Linked DNA regions of Mus musculus: region 2 is linked to region 1. Evidence: chromatin loops called from intact Hi-C (ENCODE). Cell type or tissue: left cerebral cortex. All regions are shown on one strand.

Evidence for each region. Hi-C counts contacts between places; a loop is a spot of excess contacts. Peaks named below come from ENCODE experiments on the same cell type or tissue, not always from the same donor. Only the 100,000 strongest peaks of a DNase experiment are listed, where the experiment ranks them.
Region 2: a loop joins it to region 1, with 4 times the contacts of the local background. A loop is called at or near these places in 7 of 42 quality-filtered maps.

What each region holds. Positions count from the first base shown.
Region 1 is chr1:125,773,739-125,781,738 of GRCm38, reverse strand. All of the region lies in intron 1 of Gpr39 (G protein-coupled receptor 39), which reads right to left. Among named protein-coding and RNA genes, the nearest start is that of Gm41943, 64 kb to the left of the region's middle. In left cerebral cortex, no CTCF peak of the experiment used is centred here; DNase peaks (open chromatin) are centred at 1,345 and 3,457.
Region 2 is chr1:125,608,542-125,616,541 of GRCm38, reverse strand. No RefSeq gene overlaps it. Among named protein-coding and RNA genes, the nearest start is that of Slc35f5, 52 kb to the right of the region's middle. In left cerebral cortex, no CTCF peak of the experiment used is centred here; no DNase peak of the experiment used is centred here.

The DNA of each region.
Region 1 (8,000 bases):
GATGTGCCCTTCTAGGCTCAAAGCTAACCATGGGGTAGGGGGTGTCCAAGTTGCCAGTGAGGAATTGAACCACGGCAGGTAGCTTGCTGGTTAAGGCAGAATTATCATAGAGGATAACAATGGTCCCTTTCTGTGAGTGATGGGTTGTGGAGAAAGCATTCCTGGAGTTGGTTACCCAGTTTTCTAGGAAAACTGAAGCTTGCTCAGTTCAATTCTTCATGGGTGCTATGGGAGGGGAGCATCATTGGTCCCCTGTTAACTAGTGCAGCGGCTGCCATCATTAGTCACTAAGCCGGCAGCAGAGCTTCCTGATCATGGGCACAATTAAGAGGAGGCCGGGGTGCTGCGTGCTGCTTAAAATAGACTTCTGCACTTCATGAGTATCAGTTCACTTTCTCATGATGTAGGTTTATGAAAGGGGATTGATCTCTCTCTCTCTCTCTCTCTCTCTCTCTCTCTGTGTGTGTGTGTGTGTGTGTGTGTATGTGTGTTCGCATGTATACTAGTGTGTATGTGTGTGTGTGTGTGTGGCCAGAGTAACCTCAGCAATTGTTCCTTGGGCACCATCCACTTTGGTGGCTCATTGAGACAGGATCTCTCTGACATGGAACTTGCCAAGTAGGCTAGGCTGGCTAGCCAGCAAGACCCAGGGAAACAATGTTTCCATTTCTCTAGAGCGAGGACTAAAAAGGCATATCATCCACCCCCCCAGCTTTTCTTCCTAGTGGGCTCTGAGGCTCGAACCCAGGTCCTTATGTGTGCAGAGCAAGTACTATAGTGACTAAGACATCCCCCCCACCCCCAACTTGAGTTTATTGAAGCCTCCAGAAGATGTCAGCTGTGATCTGCTTGAACTCATAATGAAAATAATGCCTTATAAAGCTCTTGGTATGTCCCAAACTCCTTCTCTAGGTCCTGGGTACCCTGCCTCTCCACAGTGCCCCCCCCCAAGCACAGAAAAGGAAACCAAAGACCAAACCCTCCAGATGATCTGCCCAAGGTCACCCAAACACAGCTTGGAGTGGCTCTCCTCCTCTTCTCCTCCTTTGCTAAAGCAGTTCTCACTGATGGCTGGTGGAGTCTCCACAGTGAAAACTGAACAATGGAAGGACATAGTATTTCATTCTGTGAGCTATCAGAACTCAATTTAATGGATTCTTCACTTTTCTGCTACGATTGTCCCATTCACAGAAGGAGTTAAGATGCTTTTATATAACGATGACAGGAGCCCGTCTTTCACTTTCTCCATTTTTGAATGACCTTAATTGGCAAAAACTAAGTAGGTGAAGTGTGAATCTCCAAGCATGTGCTGTCTCTCCCCCTCCTTCCTTTCCAGCACCATACCCACCTGCCTGGACCATCTGTAAGTAAGGATGGCTCAGGGTAATCTGTGCTGATGGAGACAGCTGTGGTAGTTCCTTGAGGGAACACCATCCTGCACCCAGAACAGAGAGGGCTCCTCTATCCAGTGGAACTGCAGCTCAGTATCCGACATCTCTTCAGCTTCTGACCATTTGTGTTCGTTTCCCAGATGGTTGCCGTTCTCTCTGAGTGGCTGTTCCTGAATTGGATGCCAGGGAACTCTGCTTCCTGGTCCAATTGTCATAAAAAATGAATAGTGTCTTCCATGGTGCAGGGGTGAAGCAGGTTGGCTCAGACGTGATACTACTACCTAGTGATAAATCTGGCATGGCTCCACACTGACCGTGCACTTAGCCAGCCTGGCTGCTCATTATCTCTCCCTGGCTCTGCTCCCCCTTCCATTAAATTGGAATTATAATACCTGCTTCATGGGGTAGTTGCAAAGATTAAATGAAATCTGGGGGAGGGTGTATATGTGGAAGCCAGAGGATGCCAGGTGTCCTGCAAACCATTCTCCATGTTATTCCCTTGTGACAGGATCTTTCACTGAACCTGGAAGCTGCCATTTATCTATCTATCTATCTATCTATCTATCTATCTATCTATCTATCTATCTATCTATCTATCTATCTATTTGTCTAGGCTAACTGGCCAGCAAGCCCCGAAACCCTCCCTCTCAACTTGAGCTCCACCTACCCTCATCACTAGGATTACAGCCACTCCCAGACTTTTACATAGGTGCCGGGGATGTTCAGGTCCTCATACTTGGTCTACAAGTACTCTTTTCCATGTAGCTGACTCCCCATCCCTAAATGCATTAATAGATTTTTTTAAAAATCACAATGTGTATCCTATAAAATGCACTCAGATGTCAGCAGCTGTGAGTACTCAGTTCTTTATAATCACCCAGCTGATGTCTATCACCCACCGGGGCAGGGCAGGGTCTAGGGAGACAGAAATGGGTGAAGTCAAGTCCTGCCTTTCCAGAACTACCAGCAGATAATTGGTGGATGACTGCATTAAAGGACACTGAAGCCAGAGAAAAACAGGCAACACTGACGGCCTTCCTAGAGAAAAATGTGTGTGCTGTGTGTCACTCAGGCCAGTCAGGGATAGGGACTTCTGCCACCACCACCAGCTCACACCCTACCCAACACCACCACCAGCTCACACCCCACCCAACACCATCCACATGTGTAGGGGCCATGGTAACTTTTTGATTCACCACAGCTGTTGACACATAACAAAAGTTGGGGTGGGGAATAAGAGTCCCATACTTGAATTATAGCCTCCCAAAGTAATCCTTGTCGGTCTTCCTCCTTCACAAGTGCTTTGGGAGATGGGAAAGAATCTCAAGTTCCTTTCGAGGCACGTACAGAAGAAGGGACCCCCATCAAATGAATGAAGACAGTACATTACAAATGGAAATTAAGCCCTGCCAGATTTTCTTTCTATACAAATGGCTGGTCAGTCCTCAGTGTCACATTAGCTAATTTGTTCAATGAGATGAGCAAGAAAAGGGAGAAACATTTCTAGAGATTGAAGGGAGGTGTGCAGTGTGGCAAAATTAACTGTGCCAAAAGGTCTTTGCCTCTTTCTTTAGAGGAACTATGGAATTCTGCCTTGAATTTCTGATTCTCAGGCCCCCTGCTCCCCAGTTCTGTGTCTGTGGGTATGCGCCATTATACCTGTTTTATGTGGTGCTAAAAATGGAACCCAGAGCTTCATGCACACTAACAAATATGCTACCAGGTAAATTATATCCCTGGCCCTCAGCTGCTGGTGCTAATTCTTGAACCAATCCACAGAACAAGATATAAAGCTCTATGGTGCAAGGCAGAGGCAAAAGGCAGTACTTAACAAGAGGGCAAGGTCCCTCCTCCTCTCATGTAGTCCACATCTGAGTAGCCAACATGGATGGGTAAGCAAGGCAGGAAAATGGGAGTCAATGTGAGGAGCATTGTGCACTGTGACAATAAAGCCTACTATCAACCTGACTGGATGGAAATCACCATAGAAACACTGTGCGTGTGCCTGTTGAGATGTCTACAGAAAGGTTTAATGGAGTAAAAAACCACCCACCCTTAATGTGGGTGGCACTATCCTGGGGACTGTGGTCCTGAACTAAATAAAAAGAATAAAGAGACCAGAGCACCTCTCACTTTGTCCTGGCTGTGAACAGTGTGACCAGCCTTCTCGCTCCTGATGCCATGCCTTCCAAGCCATGGTGGGCCACACCCTTCACATTGTGAGCCCAGCAAGCCATTCCTTTCTTCCCTGTTTCCTGTCAGCTACATACTTTCAGCACCAAGGAAAGCAGAAGATATATCCATCCAGTATTTAGTCTATTTCCCTCATATCCTACCAACCCTCTCCATATATATATGAAGTATAGTCCCATATGTGAATATATATATTATATACATGGGCATACATGTCATTCTTTTTAACTGAACTCCAAGTGTGTTAAGATGATGTTTCACAAGCTCTTCTTGGGGTAACAGAGGCCATATCACAGTGTCCCTGTGATTGTTAGGCAAGCAGAGAGTACTGGGTGGTTGTCTAAGAAGAAGTCTCAACATCTGGTTGCTTTGTCCTAGATTCCTCATACACCCCTCTTGTCCCTGCTTGGAAGACAAAGCTGCTTTGTGATCCTGAAGATGATATACATTTGCTAAGATCATGACAAGGGACAAACAGGCCAGACAGACACAAACATATACCAGCCCAGCGGCCCATTTCTAGGCTTACTAGATGGGAGAGGAAGAACTCCCAGTATTGTTGGAGACACTGCCTTTGTTTTCCCCCTGTTCCTCACACTGCAATTCTTAGCTGATTCAGGTCTCTGCCTCTGGCCCCTTCCTCTGTATTTCTTTCCTTTCACAGAGAAACACAGATATTTGCTGGACACCAGCATCTGCACACCTACTGAGTATCAGCTACTGTGTCGGGCTTAGAAGTTTCCAAATAGGTATGCAGCAGCACAGAGGAAGGGTGCACAAGCAGGCATTATGCTTATAAATATCCCAGTGCCTGCCTGGAGTGGGGTGAAAGGGCTTGGAGATGGGTTCCTGAAGAGAGTGGAGCCCAAGGAGGGCTTTACAAAAGAAGTGGATCAAAATTTGATGAAGGAGAAGCCAGAGGAAGAAAGAGGAAGCATTTGGTTATAGAGCCTTGGGGGAAGTGGAGTTGGAGAGCATAAATCAGAAGTTATTGGAGGAAAAAAGGCAGGCAGAGGAGGGAAGGAACCAGCAGGGATAGAACACAGGACAGCCTGCGTAACTCTGTTAGAAGAGCTGGGAGATGGTCCAGAGGTGAAAGTGCTCGCCGCACAAATATGAGGCTAGAGACCAGATCCCAGAAGCCGTGTAAAATGCCGTATGAGTATAAATTGTGGCTTATAAATCCAGCCTCAGAAAGCGAAGATAGGGGGTCCTGAATGGTAGTTGGCTACAGACCAGCTCTATCAATGAGCTCTGGGTTTGATTGCGAGACCTTGTCTCAATGAAACAAGGTAGAAGAGAGATCAAAGATGATTCCCAACACTAACCTTGGGCTCCTAGTTACACATGTACACATGTCTACCCACACACTTGATATAATGGCAGATCTTGGTCACCAACTTGACGGAACTGGAAAGAGAGAAACTCAACTGAAGAGTTGTCTCCATCACATCAGCCCGTGGTCATGTGTTGGGGACATTTTTTGTGACTTTTAGTTGCTGTTGGAGTTCACTGGTATAGGCAGGTGGGCCTGGGCTGTAGAAGAACAGCCACTGAACAGGAGCCTGGGGATGAAGCAGCAAGCAGACTTCCTCTGTGACTTCAGCTTCAGTCTCTGCCTGAGCTCCTGCCCCATTGCCCTCTGGGAAGGACTGTGACCTGAAAGCATGATGTGGAATAAAGCCATTTCCACAGCTTGCTTTTGATCAGAGTGTTTTATCAAAGCAACAGAAAGCCAACGAGGATGCATGCAAACACAACCACGCATGCACTGCACACATGCAAATGAACAAACAATAATATACTCTCAAATCTGAGGGTATATTTAACCATGTGTAGTGGGATTGCGTTAGATTTTGGAGAGCTCTCTCCGATTCCTGTCCTGCTGATAAACTTGAGGGGAGCCAGGGGAGGACCTAGGAATCATGTACTTATTCTGAAAGAAGATGGTACCTGTGTCTGTAACACCAGAAGGCTGCCTTGACTATAACCACCTATAAGGGCCCACAGGAGGAGGCCCCTCGGTGGCTCTTCCCCACTGACCTGCTCCCAGGATCTCATTTCATTAGTGTGTCAGGTGCTCCTGGAGAACCTCCTGCCCCAGGCCCATAGGGCTCCATGCTCACAGGACACGTCTGCTAGTTTGCAATCATCAGATTCAGTGACAAACAGGATCCATATACGATGCCTCAAAATGCCCATTAAACTTTTATGATATGGAACAATTAAAATAGTCTCCTAGACTTGAGTATGAACTTCCTTCGGGAACCCCGCTGAGGAGATAAAGCAGCAGCAGGCTCTAGTCCTCAGGCGTGCGTGTTGGCGGTATGCTTCAGGTTGGACTTGATAGCAAAGCACGCGTACTCATTAGGAGTTGTAATTTAAAAAATAAATATATATATATACTTTTCACAGCAATGGGTAATAGTCATGATAACAAACAAGTGTGTGTGTGTGTGTGTGTGTGTGTGTGTGTGTGTGTGTGTGTGTACTTGTGGAACCATGGGAGGGAATCAGGTGTCCCGCTCTATTACCCTCTGCCCTATTCCCTTCTCACTGAATTGGAAGCTCAGCGTTTTGATTGACTAGCAAACACACTGAGCCCCCACTGTGCTACAGGTACACGGGGCCATATGCAATGCTGAGAATTTGAACTCACATTTTCATCCTCGCAGAGCATAGCAGGCACTCTCCTCCACTGAGCCATCTCCTCAGCCTACCAACCTCCTTTTTACGAGGCTACAATTGGAAGCATCAAGCCCTGATAACGAGGAAATGAGATATTTATGAGGACCTGTTCTGCCTTTATTGGTGTGAAGGTAGAGATGGTGTCAGGAGGAGCTGTAAGCAATTCATAGGGATTGTAAATTTGCCAATGATATGCAAGACTATAAAAACTCAAGTGTAGGCTCTGCATGCTGTCCACAGCCAAGGACTAACCTAAGCCTTGCCCACCAGACCCCCAACTTGCAAAGCCCCAAGCAACAAGTAGAGATTCATTATAGGCAAAAACAAAATTTCAGTCTGTCCCATATGCCAGCCATCAGTCACATGTGAGCATTATTCATTGGAAATAAGGCTACAGAGAATTAAGACGTGCTGTAAATGTAAAATGTGAACAAGATTTTGAAGACGGATTCAAAGAGGAATGTAAACTTATGTCTTCATATTTTAACACTGTCTAGATACTGAAATCATTACACCTTGACTATATTGAGCTAAACAAACAAACAAAATGTTAAAGTTAACATCACCTGGATCGGGGCTGCTAGTTCAACTAGTCAAATATTTCCTGTGCAAGTGTGAGGACCTGAGGTGGGGGGGTGGGGGAAGAACTCAGATAAAATAGCTGAGTGTGGTGGTGTGCATCTATGACCCCAGTGATGGGAAGGCAGGGACAGAAGGAACACTCGGTCATGCCAGCCAGCCAATCTAGCCTATTAGTAAGCTCCAGGTTCATTGAGAGGCCTTTTCTCAAAATAAGGTAGAGAGAGCCTTGAGGGAAAGCCGAGCTGCTAAAATGCTTGGCATGCAAGCAGGAAGACTAGAGTTTAGACCACCAGCATCTATGGGAATGTAGGGCAGGGATGTTGGCTCACCTCTAACTCCAGTACTCAGGAGGTGGAGATGAGTGATCCCTGGGGCAGGAGGGCTGGCAAGAACAGACCAATCAGTGAGCTGGACTCTGACTTAATATATAAAGTGCAGAGTGATTAAGGAAATCACTCAATAGCAACCTTTGGCCTCTACATACACATATGTACATACACACTTAGACACATGCCCCACATAAGTTTACACATCATTGAGGAAGACATCCAACTTTGACATTTTTATTTCATACATGCACATACATGTACATATATATCCTCACACACATATATACATGGATACACAAACATGCACAAACAAATTTAAGTCTACTTTATTTCTTTCCGTTTGTAAAAACTGTGTTGGGAGGTAGACTTAGTTCAGTGGTTAAGAACATTTGCTGCTCTTACAGATGACCTGTGTCTGGTTGCCAATGCTTATGTGTAACAGCTCACAATTACATGTAATTACATGTGGTAATTCTAGTTCCAGGGGGTACAGTATCTTCTGGCTTCTGAACTTATACATGTACATCAAAACACACACACACACACACACACACACACACACACACACACACAAAGTAAAAACAAACCTTTAAAACTGTGTTTGCTGGGGAAATTTCAAGGATGCATGAAGCTTCCAGCATTTCTATGGGCTATCTAGACTCCATAGTTCATACAGAAGCCGATTATCGAGGACCAGTGAGCAGAGGCACCAGCTCTGAGACATGTAGTAATTCACTAGATTCTGGCTCACCAGAGGACACAGCTGTCAAGGAGCCCATGCCCAGGGCAAGCAAGACAACCCTGAAGGTCCCGCATC
Region 2 (8,000 bases), 170 kb after region 1:
CTCTTTCTGTGTGTGTGTGTAAAACCATCTTGCATGTGCCTATGGTAAAGCTTAATTTATTAATTAGCACAATAAGAGATGAATAATAATAACAATAACAGAAAATAAAACAACAGGCTGGGGCTATGGGTCAGTTGGTAGAACGCTTGCCTAGCATACATAAGCCCTGGGTGCCCTCTGCAGTATAGCATAATTCAGCATGGTGGGGCATTACTACAATGCCAGCACGGGGGAGGTGGAGGCAGAGCATCAGAAGTTCAAGGGCATCCTCAAACTACATACTGAATCTCTCTCTCTCTCTCTCTCTCTCTCTCTCTCTCTGTCTCTCTCTCTCTCTCTCTCATGTGTGTGTGTGTGCGTGTGTGTCCCTCTTTTTCTTCAAATATGTGTATTTATATAATGTAAATGTATAAAATAATTATAATAATAACTATAATAAAATTAGCAGAATTCTTATGACCTGGGGATGTTATCAATTAAACAAAGGTAGTCTGACTGCAGTGCCCCAACTGCCAGTCTCTTACTGAAATGACTGACAGCTGAAGGATGCACTGGACAATGCTATGACTCATGTCCCAAGCATGGCAGAGCTGAGCGACATGATATTTCATCATGTTTAATGTCAGGCAATAAACAGTCACGAATTGCTTGTTTCTTAAATTTTGCAGCTCATCTTTTTGAGCATGGTCAGCCATGAACACTAAAACCACTGGAAGTGGAATGTAGGTAAAGAGAGACAACTGCAGTGTGACCTTAAACACGGTACCATATGAAAAGCCATACATGAAAACTCCTGCTTCTCGACACTCCGGCTCCCCAGAAATGACACGTTTTAGTATCCCTTAGAGTGTTTGAAGAAGATGGTTTGGGGGAAACAAAAATTTAGGAAAATAGCAAGAAGGCATTGTCTTAGTCAGGGTTTCTCTTCCTGGACAAACATCATGACCAAGAAGCAAAGTTGGGGAGGAAAGGGTTTATTCAGCTTACACTTCCACATTACTGTTCATCACCAAGGAAGTCAGGACTGGAACTCAAGCAGGTCAGGAAGCAGGAGCTGATGCAGAGGCCATGGAGGGATGTTCTTAACTGGCTTGCTTCCCCTGGCTTGCTCAGCCTGCTCTCTTATAGAACCAAGACTACCAGCCCAGAGATGGCACCACTCACAAGGGGCCTTTCCCCCTTGATCACTAATTGAGAAAATGCCCCACAGCTGGATCTCATGGGGGCACTTCCCCAACTGAAGCTCCTTTCTCTGTGATAACTCCAGCTTGTGTCAAGTTGACACAAAACTAGCCAGTACAGGCATGTAGAGTGAAGAAAGGAGAAAGCAGATGCACATGAGGGGAGAGAAGGGGAGCAGGACCAGGAGGACAGGTGGGAATAGAAAGTGTCAGACACAGGCCAGTGTGGAGGGCAGAGGCCATGAGAATAGAAAGTGTCAGACGCAGGCCAGTGTGGCTAGCACTTCTTGGCACTGACCATCCCAAGAGGGCTCTCTGTTTCCTTGCTCTCTTTCTTTCAAGAATATCTGTCCTTACTGGTCCTACCAGTCATACACGTTCTCCCGTACCTTGTGCCTCATAGCCCCAGATGGTGGGGGATGAGAGAGGTGAAGCTGGGCCAATGGTGAGAAACCCATGCCAAAGGATGTTCAGATTTGGGGTAATCATACATGTCCTGCTTGGTACCAACTCAGAAGTACCAGTACCAGGAATGGGTTACCCCTCGGTACTTTTTATAAGTCAATCCTCTTGATAAGGGCAGGGGATGAGCATGGCTGTTGTCTTCTAGTCACAAAGGAGGAAACCAAAGCACCAAGAGGACCAGATCCAAGACCCAGGAGTCTGGCCTCCAAGGGCATCTGCTACTACATCCTCAGAGGACCCAGCATACCAATGAAAGGCAATCCTCAACTGATTTGTATGTTTACCTAGCAAGATCCAGTAGATCTATGACAACATTCAACTACAATTTTATCACGGCTGATAGCACTGTATTCTTTGAGAATCTTGAGGCTGGCATAGATACACAGGCTTGCTTCCCAAGTGAGTCCCTGTGCTTGTAAGGGAAGCACTGCAGTCACTGAGCTATCTCCTCGGCTCTCCCCCCAAAGTTTTAAATTTGGGTGCATGTATGCACATGTGTGCACATGTGCACACGTGTGTGTGTGTGTGTGTGTGTGTGTGTGTGTGTGTATGTGTGTGCGTGTGTATGTGTGTGCGCACGTGTGAGTGTGTGCATGTGTGTGTGTGTGTGTGTGTGTGTGTGTGTGTGTGCATGTGCGTGTGCGCATGCGTGCCTCTGTGTGTGTGTGTGTGTGTGTGTGCGCGTGTGTGTGTGTGCGCGTGTGCATGCGTGCGTGCGTGCGTGCGTGCGTGCGTGCGTGCGTGCGTGCGTGCGTGTGTGTGTGTGTGTGTGTGTGTGTGTGTTGAGGGGTGCATTTGTGAATGCAGGTGAGTGTGGAAGCCAGAGGAGAACCTTTAGAAGGAGCTTTGTTTCTGCCGGGTTTTTGTACATGTAAACACTGTCAAGCTGTGAAAGAAAGTGGCTGGAGGTGTGTTTGGTGTGAGAGGTGAGCAATAAAGTACCTGCACATTCTCAAAAAAAAAAAAAAAAAAGAAGGAGCTTTGTTCTTTAACTCTGTTCTTACGTGGGTTCCAGAGGTTGAACTCAGCACATCAGGACTCAGTAGCAACTTTTACTCACAAAACCATCGCATAGGTCCCTGACATTTTTTTCTTTTTAATTTGCATAGCATTTTAGTTTGTTCTGTGAGAATGGATGCATGGGTGCCTGCCATGGTGCAGATGTGGATGTCAGAGGAGTGTGTTTGGGGATCAATCACAGGTTGTCAGGCTTAGTGGCTTTGTAGTAGCTTTTCCTGCTTGAGACAACTTACTGATCCCAAAACAATTTGTTGCTGTTGAGACAGAGTCTCTCTGTGTAGCCCTGGCTGGCCTGGAACTCACAGACATCCACCTGCTTCTATCTCTCGAGTGCTGGAGTTAAAGGTATGTACCACCATGCCCAGCCCCCAAATGATTTTTTTTTCTGGAGAATTAAGAGAGAAAAAGTACCCTTTCAGAAAGGCTGGATAAAACTGCATCGGTGTTCCTAAGGGCTGGTGGGAAATGTCAAGGCAGACAGCTTTAGAACCAGTTAAAGGCAAGGGCACACTTTCCAAATGTGCCAAGAGTCAATCGCAGGTGACAAAGGTCTCATCTGTATCTGAGTCCCCCCATCCCCGAGCTACAAGACAGAACTGAGGTTGCACATCAAAGGTGTTCCTCTCAAAGGCTCCTGTGCCCCATCGCCCAAGGACAGCAATACGAAGTGTGTGGTGGCAGACTTCATATTACCTCACTGGAAGGACAGCAGCCACAGCGTCCCTCAGACTTGTCGTTCTCCAGGGAGAGGACTTCTACAGCGTCTCTCCACTGAGACTCTAGTTGTCCAAACCTTCCATGTGATGTTTGCTCATTCCTGGGTGACCAAAGCAAGGGCCATTAGTTCAGCTTCCTGGGGACCAGTTTGAGGCTTTGATCTGTGGCCATAGATCACAGCTCTGCTGTGACTATTTAGTGCCTTAGTAGCCACGAGGAGCCAGGTAATGAAGTGAGTCAGTAGTCACGTGATAACCAGGGGAGGCTGTTTTCTTGTCTTCCTTCTCTGCCTTTTCCCTCAACAGGAGGCTGTGAGTGTGTGTGTGTGTGTGTGTGTGTGTGTGAGACAGAGAGAGCTAGAGACTGTGTGTGTGTATATGTGTGTGTAAGAGAGAGAGAGTGTGTGCATGTGTAATAGTGTATATGTGCGGTATAAACATGTATTTGCTCAGGGTATGGAGGCATGAAGGTCTCTACCTGCGTTGTTTGCATATCTGCAGGATTAATTCCTTGAGGTAGAACTGGGAAGGGTGTGAACCTGTGATCGGTGATCAGCACATTGATTCTTCATAGACCTTGCCTTTATTTCTCTCCTCTGTGGAAGTTTTTCAACTTCCATCACACATCATCCATCACACAAAGTAGGAACGGAGACCTACTTGCATGAACCAGGTAATAAAATGCTTACAAGAAAACACAGGGATGAGTCTTCACTGTCTTAGATTTTTACAATGGGTGTCTAGGGATGATGTGAAAAGGCCAGAAGTCAAATGGAAAGCAGATGAAATAAACTTCATGAAAGTTTAAAACTTTTGTGTACCAAAGTGAAGACAACCTACCTAATAGGAGACCATGTTTGCCAGTGCTCCAGCCAGTGCTCCATCTGTTCTGGGTTGTCCTGCTTAGCTTCAACTGTCAATCTGACACAGCCTAGGGTCATCTGAAAGGAAGGTCTCAACTGAGGAATTGTCTCCATCAGGCTGGCCTGTGGGCATGTCTATGAGGGCATTGCTTTGACTGCTAATTGATACAAGAGGCCGAGCCATCCCCATAGGCTCAGTGCCCTGGGCAGATGATTTTGAATTCTACGTGAAAGCTGGTTGAGAATACGCTGGCCTGAAGAGCCAGCTCGTATCCAGCATCCTCCACAGTTCCTACTGGATGGCTTTTGCTGTGCCGTGAGTTTCTTTTCCAAGGTAGTGTTGTATGGAAAAGCAAGCAGGCCTGCCTTCAAGTTTGTGCCTTGAATTCTGGCCTCGAGTCCTCACAACGATGGACTGTGGTCTGGAATTGCAAGCTGGAAGAGTCTCTTTTCCTCCTCTGAGCTGCATTTGCTCAGGTTGTTACTCACGGCACCATAGTGGAACCACAACAGATGCCAGGGCACTGCTTCGTGCCTCTGAGCTGCATTTGCTCAGGTTGTTACTCACGGCACCATAGTGGAACCACAACAGCACTGCTCCGTGCTTTCTTAGAGTCTGCCCATCTACTCTGTAGCCACGAGTCAGATTGAGCTAGCAGCCAAAGAATGCATACAGCCCTTGCCGCTCAGCTTCCCAGGAACTCCCTTCAAGTGCAGACCAAAGGCTGGCCCACTGTTCACCTTCTCATAGCACTGCCTAAGCCAATATCACTCTAAATCATCCTAGGGTATCAGCTATCAGGCCAGCCTGATGTCCAGTGGTGTTACTCAAGATGGCTTCTCCTTGGCTGTTTGCTCTGTCCTGCCCTACTTTGCTTGCAGAGTCCTCTGCTTCCTACCTAGTCCTCTCTCCCAGCCTGGTGCTCCATGCCCCTTGTGGCCCTGTGATGTGGTGTGTCCCCTCCCCACTTTGAAGGCACTGGCTTCTTATCATCCAGTCGTCTCTATGAATTAAATCCTGCACGTACGGGGAGACAAGTGCCCAGGATATACAAAGAAGTGCCACAACTCAACAACTAAAAGATAACTGAATTTAGGAATGATCAAAGAACTTCAGTCAGTGTTTCTCCTAGAATTACATAGAAATAGCCTATATGCTCAGGAAAAAAAAATACTTAGCATTCAGGGTCATTAGAGAAATGCAAACACAGACCTCAAGGCCCCTGACAGTAGATGGACCATCAGCCCTGAACTTTATGTCTAAAATAATTCCCTTGTAGTGAGAATGTCACAACAACAGCCACGGGCACAGGAACCTGGCTGGTCATATTGCATCTTAAGACAGAAGGTAGGTCTAGGCTATAAAACTCAAGTGACTCACTTCCTCCAGGAAGGTTCTACCACCTGAAGATTCTAGAGCCTTTCAGAGCAGTGTCACTACCTGGAGATGAGTGGTCAAATGCTGAGTATTATGGGAGACATGTCACATTCAGACATAATCACTGTCATATTAGCTGGGGTTCTAGAGGAACAGGACCAGTGGGGCCTGTCTGCTCACTTCCCCGATTGCTGAAGATGAAGGCTGAGTTCCATGATGAACTATGAGCAAACTGGAGATTCAGAGGCTGGAGTCAGCACAGTGTGAACTCCTGAGAGTCAGAGAGCTGATGGTGTGGGAACCTCTCCCGGGAATCAGGAAGCCCTTGCTCAAGGGGTCAAGCAGAACTAGCTCAAGCCCCCTCTGCTTTTAGACTCTATCTAAGCCTTCAATAAACTAGATGACCTCACATACCCTCGAGAATCCTTTATTCCTTCCATCCACTTATTCTGGTGTTCCCCTATCTGGGAACACCCTCACAGACACACCCAGAAAGGAACATTTAACCACCTATCTATGGATCTAGTGGCCCAATCAAGACAGCACTTAAAATTAAACCATCCTAGGCACAGAAGAACAACAGAAATCAAGAATCACAATGATATGCCACTTCAGCATGCTGGGATATCCTAATGAAAAATAAAGTCTGGCTGAGGAGATGGCTCAGTCAGTAACGTGCTTGCCTTGCATGCAGAAGACCTGAACTAAATCCACCAGAACTCACATTTTAAAAAAAGGCATGTCAGCTGAGGGGGTGGACACAGGAGGATTCCTGAGTCTTGCTGACTGGCTAGCCTAGACTATTAGGTAAGTCTAGAGTCAGTGAGAGATGCCTTCTCATAAGAATGAGGGGAATGTATGCCAGTGCCTGGCAAACACATAAGTGGATGCTCACAGTCATCTATTGGATGGAACTCAGGGCCCCCAATGGAGGAGCTAGAGAAAGTACCCAAGGAGCTAAAGGGATCTGCAACCCTATAGGTGGAACAGCAATATGAAATAATCAGTACCCCCAGTGTTGTGTCTCTAGTTGTGCATGTAGCAGAGGATGACCTAGTCGGCCATCAATGGGAGGAGATGCCCTTGGTCTTGTGAAGATTGTATGCCCCAGTACAGGGGAATGCCAGAGCCAGGAAGCAGGAGTAGGTGGGTGGGGGGAGGGTATAGGTGACTTTCGGGATAGCATTTGAAATGTAAATTAAGAAAATATCTAATAAAAATATTGTTAATACATGCTCCACTATGTTCATAGCAGCCTTATTTATAATAGCCAGAAGCTGGAAAGAACACAGATGCTCTTCAACAGAGGAATGGACACAAAAAAAATGTGGTACATTTACACAATGGATACTACTCAGCTATTAAAAGGAATGAATTTATGAAATTCCTAGGCAAATGGTTGGACCTGGAGGGCATCATCCTGAGTGAGGTAACACAATCACAAAAGAACTCAAATGATATGTTCTCACTGATAAGTGGATATTAGCCCAGAAACTTAGTATACCCAAGATATAAGACAATTTGCAAAACACATGAAACTGAAGAAGAACGAAGACCAAAGTGTGGACACTTTGCCTCTTCTTAGAATTGGAAACAATCACCCATGGAAGGAGTTACAGAGACAAAGTTTGGAGCTGAGACAAAAGGATGGACCATCTAGAGACTGTCATATCCAGGGATCCATCCCATAATCAGCTTCCAAACGCTGACACCATTGCATACACTCGCAAGCATTTGCTGAAAGGACCCTGATATAGCTGTCTCTTGTTAGACTAGGCTGGGGCCTAGCAAACACATACGTGGATGCTCACAGTCAGCTATTGGATGGATCACAGGGCCCCCAATGGAGGAGCTAGAGAAAGTACCCAAGGAGCTAAAGAGATCTGCAACCCTGTAGGTACAACAACATTATGAACTAACCAGTACCCCGGAGCTCTTGACTCTAGCTGCATATGTATCAAAAGATGGCCTAGTCGGCCATCACTGGAAAGAGAGGCCCATTGGATACGCAAACTTTATATGCCCCAGTACAGGGGAATGCCAGGGCCAAAAAGTGGGAATGGGTGGGTAGGGGAGTGGGGGGGAGAGTATGGGGGACTTTTGGGATAGCATTGGAAATGTAATTGAGGAAAATACGTAATAAAAAATATTTTTTAAAATGCTGTTAATAAAAAGCAAAACAAAAGAAACAAAAAAAGAATGAGGTGAATGCTACCTGAGGAATATGTGTGAGATTTCCCTTTGGCCTCCACACAGATCAGGGTTCTATGTGTGCTAAGCGAGCGAGCGTGCTACCACCTGAGCTTCATCCCTAACCATACAAATAAAATTTAAGGAAGAAAGAGTGTTATCCTCCCAGGAGTGAGATGCCAGTTTA